2 separate regions of the Homo sapiens genome follow, and region 1 is linked to region 2. A link is a loop called in an ENCODE intact Hi-C map of the cell type or tissue named here. Cell type or tissue: GM12878. All regions are shown on one strand. Links, peaks and the distances in the headings refer to the core of each region. The heading gives the core; the rest is flanking DNA. Region 1 overlaps LOC102723370 (a long non-coding RNA gene). Region 2 overlaps NELL1 (neural EGFL like 1).

Region 1 (4,408 bases), core at 170-4,169, 480 kb before region 2:
GAGTAGATGAATGCCCTCCCACCAGGCGGAGTGAGCTCTCTCTCTTATGGGAATGGAATAGTTATGGTTCTACAAAAGGAATTCTTAGCCTCTCCCATAATGTAATCTCTTCATACACTCCCCAGTTTGGGCTTTCCACCATGAGTGGAAGCATCACGAGGTATGCACCAAATAGCTGTTCAATTCTGAACTTCTGGCCACCAGAATCATGAGCCAAATAAGTCTCTTTTTAAAATAAATTACCCAGCCTCAGGTATTTTGTCATAGCAAAACAGACTAAGAGAGTCCCGTTTTTGTCTTTATACATGGTATGGTATTCTGAGTGTACTAGTATCTTTTTGTTCTTGTTTACAATAATATTCTCCTCTTGCTTAATTGGCAAGTGGTTGGGACTGTTACATTGACTTGCAGAGAACCCACAGGAGGAAAAACAAATCTACATAGACTGAAGGGGAAAATACAGCTTATATTCTAAAATTTCATTCTGAACATGAATAGACAGTTCTATTGGAGCGACTGTCATTCTGTCCTAATCTCATATGTCTTTAGGTCATATCTCTCGGTTCCAATACCAACAGTAATTTTCCCCTAGTTTTAAGTGTGATTGTATACATATTTTGTAAATTCTTTATTATCATCACTCATTATTCAATCACTTTTCCCTAAACATTTCATTTTTGTAAACTGCTTTTATATCTTAATTGTTCCTTATGATGGAGATAATGGTATATTTAAGTTTTGATTTTAAGTTTCATATACTCCATAAATTATCATCTCAATACTCGATTTAATTGCCTGTTATTGTCATCATAATGTATGAATCAGCATTGTTATACCAGGGCCTATATGAGAGAGGAGAGAAAATAATCAAGGCACTACTTGGACTCAGAAATTTTGGCAGGGAAAAGGGTTAGATGTCTAATTTTTTAGAGTCAGGAATTCTAAGGTTAGAAAATACCAGAAGAACATGATAAGGGTTTTCTGATCTTCCTTTCCTGGATAAATTTGGGACTAGGCTGATAGGCTTAGACTGGGGTGCCAAACCCTGAGTTTAGGTCAGATATCAGGTAAGGTTGCCATTTGCACGCTGTGCAAACAATGTGGTGTTTGGAGTTGGCGAGCTGGAATTGGAAGCAGTGAGTATTAGAACAATGAAGATACAGGGGCAGTGAGTAGGGAGGACAAAAGGCAGATAAACAAGAGCTTGTGGAAAGGATGCTATCAATATTTTAAGCAGTTTTTACATCCTTCCATTCACTGAAGAAATCAGCTATGATAAACAGGTTATAGCCATAAGTCTTAAGCAGATGCAGAACAAATGTGATATCAGAAGCTCTAGAATGTTCTTTTATTTTCCCCAACTCCTCCTATTGGTGGTTGATGCCAGAAATCCTGCTGTTGATGGTGGGCAGAAATGATACCTATTTGATATATATCTGCTAACAGTGGGTTATCTATCCTGACTAAGTGATGTAGGGAAGCTGCAGAAAAATGGGAAGTGATGTAGGGAAGCTGCAGGTTATCTATCCTGACTAAGTGATGTAGGGAAGCTGCAGAAAAATGTCCAAATAGTCGACAAAAATAGGAAGGTTTTGAGTCACATAGGAGGGTCCACATTATGATGCCATGGAAGGCATGCACTATAAGAGCAGGTCAAGGTGACAAGCAGGAGGGCAATCTGGGCCAGCCCCTGGTCCAAGGATCTTGACCATAGTGAGCTGGCTCTTACGAGCTTCTTGTATAGTGATATGACACACCAGCTGCACTTTAAGACCAGGGAAGACAATGAACAGTACCAGATTGTGTAATATACTCTGCTAAAAACAAAACCTTCCAAAAGAGGTCACTATTAAGCTATGATTTGGTATGACAGCATTTCTCAGATCCTTTCTGAGAAGAAGCTTTGAGGAGAGAATACCTAAGAGGAAAAAGCATTCAGAGGGCTTCACACAGGCTTCACTAGAAATTCCCAAGGTAAAAAAGGGTATTTGAATGATAGGGTTCAGAAGGCAAAGAAAACCTGTATCTATTCACAATTTTTCTTAAATCAAGTAATTGTTTTTAAAGCAATGCTGCAGATTATGCCTGGTGCAGTGGAGTGGTTATGAAAAGATCTGTATTTAAATTCCTTGTATCCATGATCAGATAGATGCAGGATCTTCCCTGATAGGGATAACAACATCAAGCCCATATACTTCGTAGGATATTCAAAATATTCAAATGAGATTGAAGATGAGATTATTCAATTCAGCAAATAGTTCAAGTGGTAGAGAAATATAAAGGGATTATTATCACTTCTATAGCAACTCAAATTGTTCATTTGTTCAATTCATACCCTCCGAGTATCTCCATGTGTGAACAGTGAATAAGATAATTCTTTTCCCAAAGAAGCTAATTATATGATGATCACTATATGTAAACATCTTCCAAATTTTTCTCATCTACACACATACAAATCTCTATCATAATAACCTATTTTAAATTCAAATGTTTTAATGCATTGAAGACTTTCAGTAACCATTAATGAATTGTGTTGTACATTTTAATTTTTGTTTTAGCTAAAACAAATCTTATCAAAATTATACCAGAGAAATGCACAGTTAGTACTTATTTTAAGATATCATAAATAACTGATCAAACACTGGAAGCTGCCAACATTATTAACCTGGACCCCTGGAAGCATGAGGGAAAGTGCAAAGGCAATTGCAAAAATTGAAAACTAGAACTTTGATTCAAAGGCAGCTTCTGAGAACAACTGGAATCTCAAGTGAAGGACAACTTGGACTATGTATTTGAACAAATGACACCCCCATGAGCAACAATTTTGAAAATCAATCTTAGAAAAGATTGCAGTGTGATATATGGAAATCAACTTTAGTTGTATCTCATCCTTGGATTGTGGTACCAAGGGAGGTACAGAAAGTAAGCTGTCCTCTTTACCGGCTTGTCAGATCTCACTGTATTTATGCATCCAGGCCTTTTGCTATTTTGAGCTGTGAAAGGCAAGAGCCACCCAGGCTGGTCTTTAGTTCCTAGATTGAGCAGACACTTCTGACAAGGAGAAAAATCTCACTGTTCACTTGAAGCAGTGCCTATTATAGCCTCATTTTTTTTCCCTGAGAGTTTCTCTCACTAAGAGCATTGCTACTCTTATCCTATGACCTACAGAAACTGAGGAGGTGATGGGGCAGTCCCCTCATCCCTTTCCAAATGCTGACCCAGTCACCCAGGTCAATGAGGTAAAATGTAAAGTATAAACACTTCTATGCCAACTTCCCCTGTGAATTAAAGCCACTCTTTGGTCAAGAGGTTAGGTTATAAGTTCATCATGATGGAAGCACTTCTTGTGCTGTTATTATATTCTAGAATGATCAGGAGGCAACATCATAACGAAGTCCATAAAGCATGGACTTCGATACCATATGCATTTCAGGTTTTGAGTCTCTTCTACTCTCCCTTCTGAATGCATCTGCTTAACAACCTTATGATCTTTGTGAATATACTTACCCTTTCTAAAACTTTGATTTTTTTTTTATCTGTGAAGTGGAAATAATAACAACTACCCTGTGGATATGTTAAGTACTGGAAGTATCTTGCAAATAGAATACTGTCACCCCCTACCAAAATCCATCTTTCACACTTCAACAAGAGATCTTTTTCAAGTCTAGCAAATGGTCCCTCACTGTTCTCAGGATTAAACACTAACTCATCAGTGAGGCTGACAACGCCTCTGCATGGTTTGAGCAATGCTTGCTTCTCCAATTTTACCAAGCACACCTCTCCCCAACACCGTTATCCAGCTATTTTTAATTGGATCCTCTAACATACTTTGTCTTTAGGTGTTTACAGGTCTAAATTCCTGCCAGTCCCTGTCTCAATTACTTCTTTATTAAATTACATTTGTACTCATCTTTCTGGCTTTACCAGTTTTTCTTGTAATTCTTTTTTGACTATTCCAAAAATCTGAGTTAGGTGCTCCTCCCACAGATCTTCCCGTATCATAGCACTGACTGTACTGATCATAACTGCCTGTAAACTTGCCTGTTTTCACCTAATTACCTATGTTCCAAGTTCCATAATGTCAGATATGGTAGTAATCAGTATTCTCTATTAAATATTCCAATTGACCTGCCAAGTGTGCCAGAAGATTGAACTTCCTTTCAACTTGGAAGATAGTTGTGGTTATATTTCTTGCTTTGGGCCATCATCTGTGAACAGATGTGATACGGTCATTCTGGGTAGAAGCTTCAGTAGCTGATTCCCTTATCCAGTTCTCTTTGTCTTGTTCTAATGATCATGGCAATGTAGCTTGACATGGAGCCTCCATCAGTTTAGGCCCCTGAGTGACTACATGAAATAGAATTCCCTGATGTCCTGCACTGGACCTGTGGTATGTGTTAGAAGTAAG
Region 2 (4,408 bases), core at 242-4,241:
ATGACCCAAACAGTCTGCCCCCTGGCCAGAAACAGCCCACACACATTGTGTGATTTCGTTTGGCACAGGGGAGCTATATTTAAATATTGAATCAGATGCCAACATTAAGAATCTGGATGCCTGGCATCTCTAAAAAAAACAAAAAAGAGATTAATCTGGCAACCTTCAATTCATGTTGCCACATGGGTACAACTGGCAGAACATGAGGAGCAGGTGCTGCCTTTAGGTGGCGCATGGACTCTCCGCTGCAGAGCAGTCCATATCTGGCTCACTTTACTCATACTTGACAGATTTAGAATTCTGAATCTGTGACATCTGCCCTCATATTGACAAGGGCAACAAAATTTCTAAATTCTTTGGCTGGCACACCTCTAACATTATAATTATGTTTAGCATGGAACTCCAACATCTTCATTTTTATATGCCAAATATACACAAAATTTGGAATTAAAAATTATAAGGCAAATATTTTAAATCAATTTAAATTGACAATGTTAAATTGTTATTTGTTAATTTTACAAAACTATTTTCTTTAATGTATTATTTTGATATTTGCAAAATGATGGAATATGTTAGATTCTGAAAATCTTGCTTTGAATTGTGTAACATTTTCTGTGCTAACTAAATGACACTGCCAGGTCAATCATTTGCAATCGAGTTGTTTTGAATTAAAGATTAATCAAGTTTTATGTTTTTGCTTTTGATAAGATAAATACCAATATAGCTGGAAATGCTAATATTTCAATACCAGCATTGGTATGCTCAGTCCTAGGCACAATGCCTGGAATCCCAGGCAGGGGTGGGTGTCTCATCATCACTCTAACATACTCACCAGGGGGGCTCAGGCTCTAAGACACGTATTTTGAGTCAAATTGAACCAAACTCAAGTTCTGGCTCTGTTCCTTAATTGGCTATGGAACCATGTATTTTATATTTCAGTCTCAGTTTCTTCATCACTAAAATAAGAGAAATAATCGCTATATCTCCATGATACTTAAATTAGATAATGCCTGGAAGTTGATTATTGGTTTCAGATTTCAGAGTCCATGCTCAATACTTGACAACTTTTATTATCCTAAATATTATTAATTTCATTCTATTTTAGCTTAGTTAACAAAACAACAATCTCTGACTGACTCAGAGTTTCAAGCATGTCTTTGAGAAAACTAGGCCTATTTTGCAGTTCCTCCTTTTCCATCTGTATGTAAATATATATACTTTAATTTGAAAAAGATATATTTCCGTTAATAGAATCACAAATAATAGTTATTATAGTCTGGCAAAAGTATTTTTTTCTGATATCAAGCCACCAATGTGTCTCTCTCACACACACAGATGTACACATACACACATTCACTGAGGAATGACTTCTTTGCAAAAGAGCAAATCCATATTATTTTTGGAAAAAAATAAACACACTTATAAGAGAAGAACAGTTTGCATTTGGCTTTTCTTCCCCTTACTCAGGTATTATTTCACAGGCATTAATTTTTCCTGTGGTGTTGACTACAATTCACTGAGTAAAATGGTGCTGGAGGGTAGTGAATTACAAATCAGAACCTAATTGAACAGCAGGAATAGACTGATTGGCATTGACAAGTACCTCTTCTGTGCAACTTCAGTAGGGCTGCCTGGGGTCCCAAACCATAGCTGACTGTGGCCTTGCTGCTTAAGAATAAACTTGATGTCCAATCACCTTGACTACTGGCTTTGATTAGGGAAATAGGTGCCATTAACCCCACTCTTTAAATCCAAAATGGTCAAATGTATTTTTCATTTTTAACCCATCAAATATCTGCTGAGCATTAGCTACCTGCCAGGAAACATGTTCAAGCATTGGCGGTAATAGGTTCGGTTAGGTGGAATGTCAACAGGCTTCGTTGGTTTATATCTGTTGCATATTTCTTTTTTTTTTTCTAGTCATGTAGCTTTTATTTTCACACAATTTGGGATGGCATTTTATAGATCTGTTCTTTACTGCCTATGTGGCTTTTCATTCTTCATCCTTGTCTCCCTTGTCTTTGAAATAAAGATAATCGATCTTGCCTTGTAGACTATTTGTGACTATTAAATAAGACTTATTCTACTACTATTTGTAGTAGGTGAATATACACGTTGGTTTTCATTTCCCCCTTTCTTACTAGGGGCACAAAGTTGAATTAGACCCTCTCCTGGCTCTCAGTAGTACATTTTCCTTGAGGGAGACAAGCACATATATAATTACAATATAAGAAAATATTATAATATCACTATATATCAAGCACTGTAAGTATAAAATCAAAGCTATATTGTCATTCTCCCTAATAATAAAATATGCAATAAAATCCTTGGATGACATACTCCCTGATAACATGATTTCATTATAATGTGACTTCTGAGTGTCAGTTAGTCTCATACTCTGTCTTGTCCTAATTATCTAACAGAGGTGGGATAAGGTGTTTATCTTTGGGGGAGATAGAAAGAGAAGAAAAGGCAAGGCCAGCATTAAACAGGAGGCTGGCCTGCTTCAGGAAAGACAATGGGCCCCATGTGCTCAATATTCTCTTAGCTCACTCTTCTGGGATCATTTCAGCTAAAGAGGTACCAACTCACAAGGGTATTTCTGGAACAGCTGCCATGTTCCAGCTAAGACAGGAACAAGAGGTGTTCTCAACATGCCATTGAGGCTTGAGGACCATCGCCACCAGGTGGCACCAAATAGGCAGCAAGAATGGGGTGGATCTGGGCCCTGGATCTGACTCAAGTAGGCAGGCTCATTCCAATTATGTCCTCTTTGTTATGATGTCAGCTTGCATCTTACACAATACAGTATTTTAGTCCCGTATTGTCCATATGTGGGTTCTATTGTGTTTAGATTTTAGTAGGAGCTTTGAACAATATTATGACTCCCTATAAGATCTAGACTGTCCTCATGCTTTTTCTCATCCCATACCATTCTTCCCTGAGCTCATTACACTCCAGACATTCTGGCCTTCTCAAATCCATCATCTGTGTTGGAGCCTTTGCATGAGCCTTTGCATCTACCTGTGTTGTGTTCTTAATATATAATCCTTCTTTTATTTAGCTCGCAGTTCAAATGCCACAGTCTGAAAAAATTTTCTTTGACCACCATTTTTGAAGTAGCTTTATCTTTTCAGCCTCCCTAATCCATTACCTTGCTTCCTTTTCTTCCTAGCATTAACCAGTATTTGAGATGATCCAGCATATATCTTTATTGTCTCTCTTCCTTCACTGCACTGTAAACCCAGGAGGCCAGGGACCTTATCTTTCTCATCCAACATCATGTCTCCATAACACTCCAGATTGCCGTTGGTGAGAATGGCAGGCTTAGTGGAGGGCGCTTCTCTGGAGCATTACTTACCCCTTGCTGAGGCAAATAAAATAAGCCAAATAGTAACTCTTTCTCGAGGAAAAGTACAAATAAGAAAGTTGTAGGAAACTAGGATGGGTTAGAGGAAGTAAACATGAGATTATTACAGGAAGTAAAGAGAGATTATTACAAATGTATTATTACATTATATATTTGCTAGAATATATTGGAGATAACATCTCAGTAATAATAGTGATTAACAACAATAACACAACACCTAGCACACACTCTGCCAAGCACTCTTCTAAGTGCTTTACAAGAATTAGCTTACTTAATCCTCTCAACAACCTGATGGAATAGCTACTATTATTAGCCTTATTTTACAGATGAGGAGACAGTCTCAGAGAAGTTTGAACCTGACCAAAATCATACAGCTGGAAATTGAAGGAGCTGAGATTTTAACATTGATAATCTGTCTCCATTATCTTAAATAAAACTACAACTTCAATTTTAATCATTGAAATAACATACATATAAAAGTTATTCTTTTAAAAAGGAGAGATAAAGAATAGCCAAGGTGGTCTTAGCTAAAAGAGATAACTATGAGTGACCACTAAGGAAGAGGATGGGTCACATATTATAGAAGAAGATCATGCACAGAGTGGTCCAAAGGACAGTAAATATAGAGTAGATGTCAGTGGTGGATAAGGAACTCTTAATAGAGTTCAAAACCTCAATCTGGGAAAAAAGGGACCTCAGTCACAGGTATACCTTTTCATGCTACAGGAATTCATATCACAGTGCAAACATATACTGCCAGGCTGGATCATAACATTTTGGAAGATTTGGGTAGGAGCAAAGACATTACCATTTGTTCCCCCACATTGTATCTAGGTTCAGCTCTCAACAAATGTTTATTTTTCAGCCCAACCGGAGAATGCATGAGAGAGGAAAGACTGATACCAGGAAAAAGGACTAGACTGAACTTTCCTTCATGCTTCCACAGAATTCAAGCAGTGAACAGAAATAAAAATTTGCCCAGTTCTGCTTTAAGAAAATGCTCTACAAATTCCACAGAGCACTTCTAAATTGCATTTG

Evidence for each region. Hi-C counts contacts between places; a loop is a spot of excess contacts. Peaks named below come from ENCODE experiments on the same cell type or tissue, not always from the same donor. Only the 100,000 strongest peaks of a DNase experiment are listed, where the experiment ranks them.
Region 1: a loop joins it to region 2, with 2.3 times the contacts of the local background. A loop is called at or near these places in 1 of 110 quality-filtered maps.

The regions. Positions count from the first base shown.
Region 1 is chr11:21,986,085-21,990,492 of GRCh38, reverse strand. All of the region lies in intron 3 of LOC102723370 (a long non-coding RNA gene), which reads right to left. Among named protein-coding and RNA genes, the nearest start is that of ANO5, 200 kb to the left of the region's middle. In GM12878, for the core only: no CTCF peak of the experiment used is centred there; a DNase peak (open chromatin) is centred at 1,836.
Region 2 is chr11:21,510,319-21,514,726 of GRCh38, reverse strand. All of the region lies in intron 15 of NELL1 (neural EGFL like 1), which reads right to left. Among named protein-coding and RNA genes, the nearest start is that of NELL1-AS1, 250 kb to the right of the region's middle. In GM12878, for the core only: a CTCF peak has its summit at 2,678 (motif pointing right); no DNase peak of the experiment used is centred there.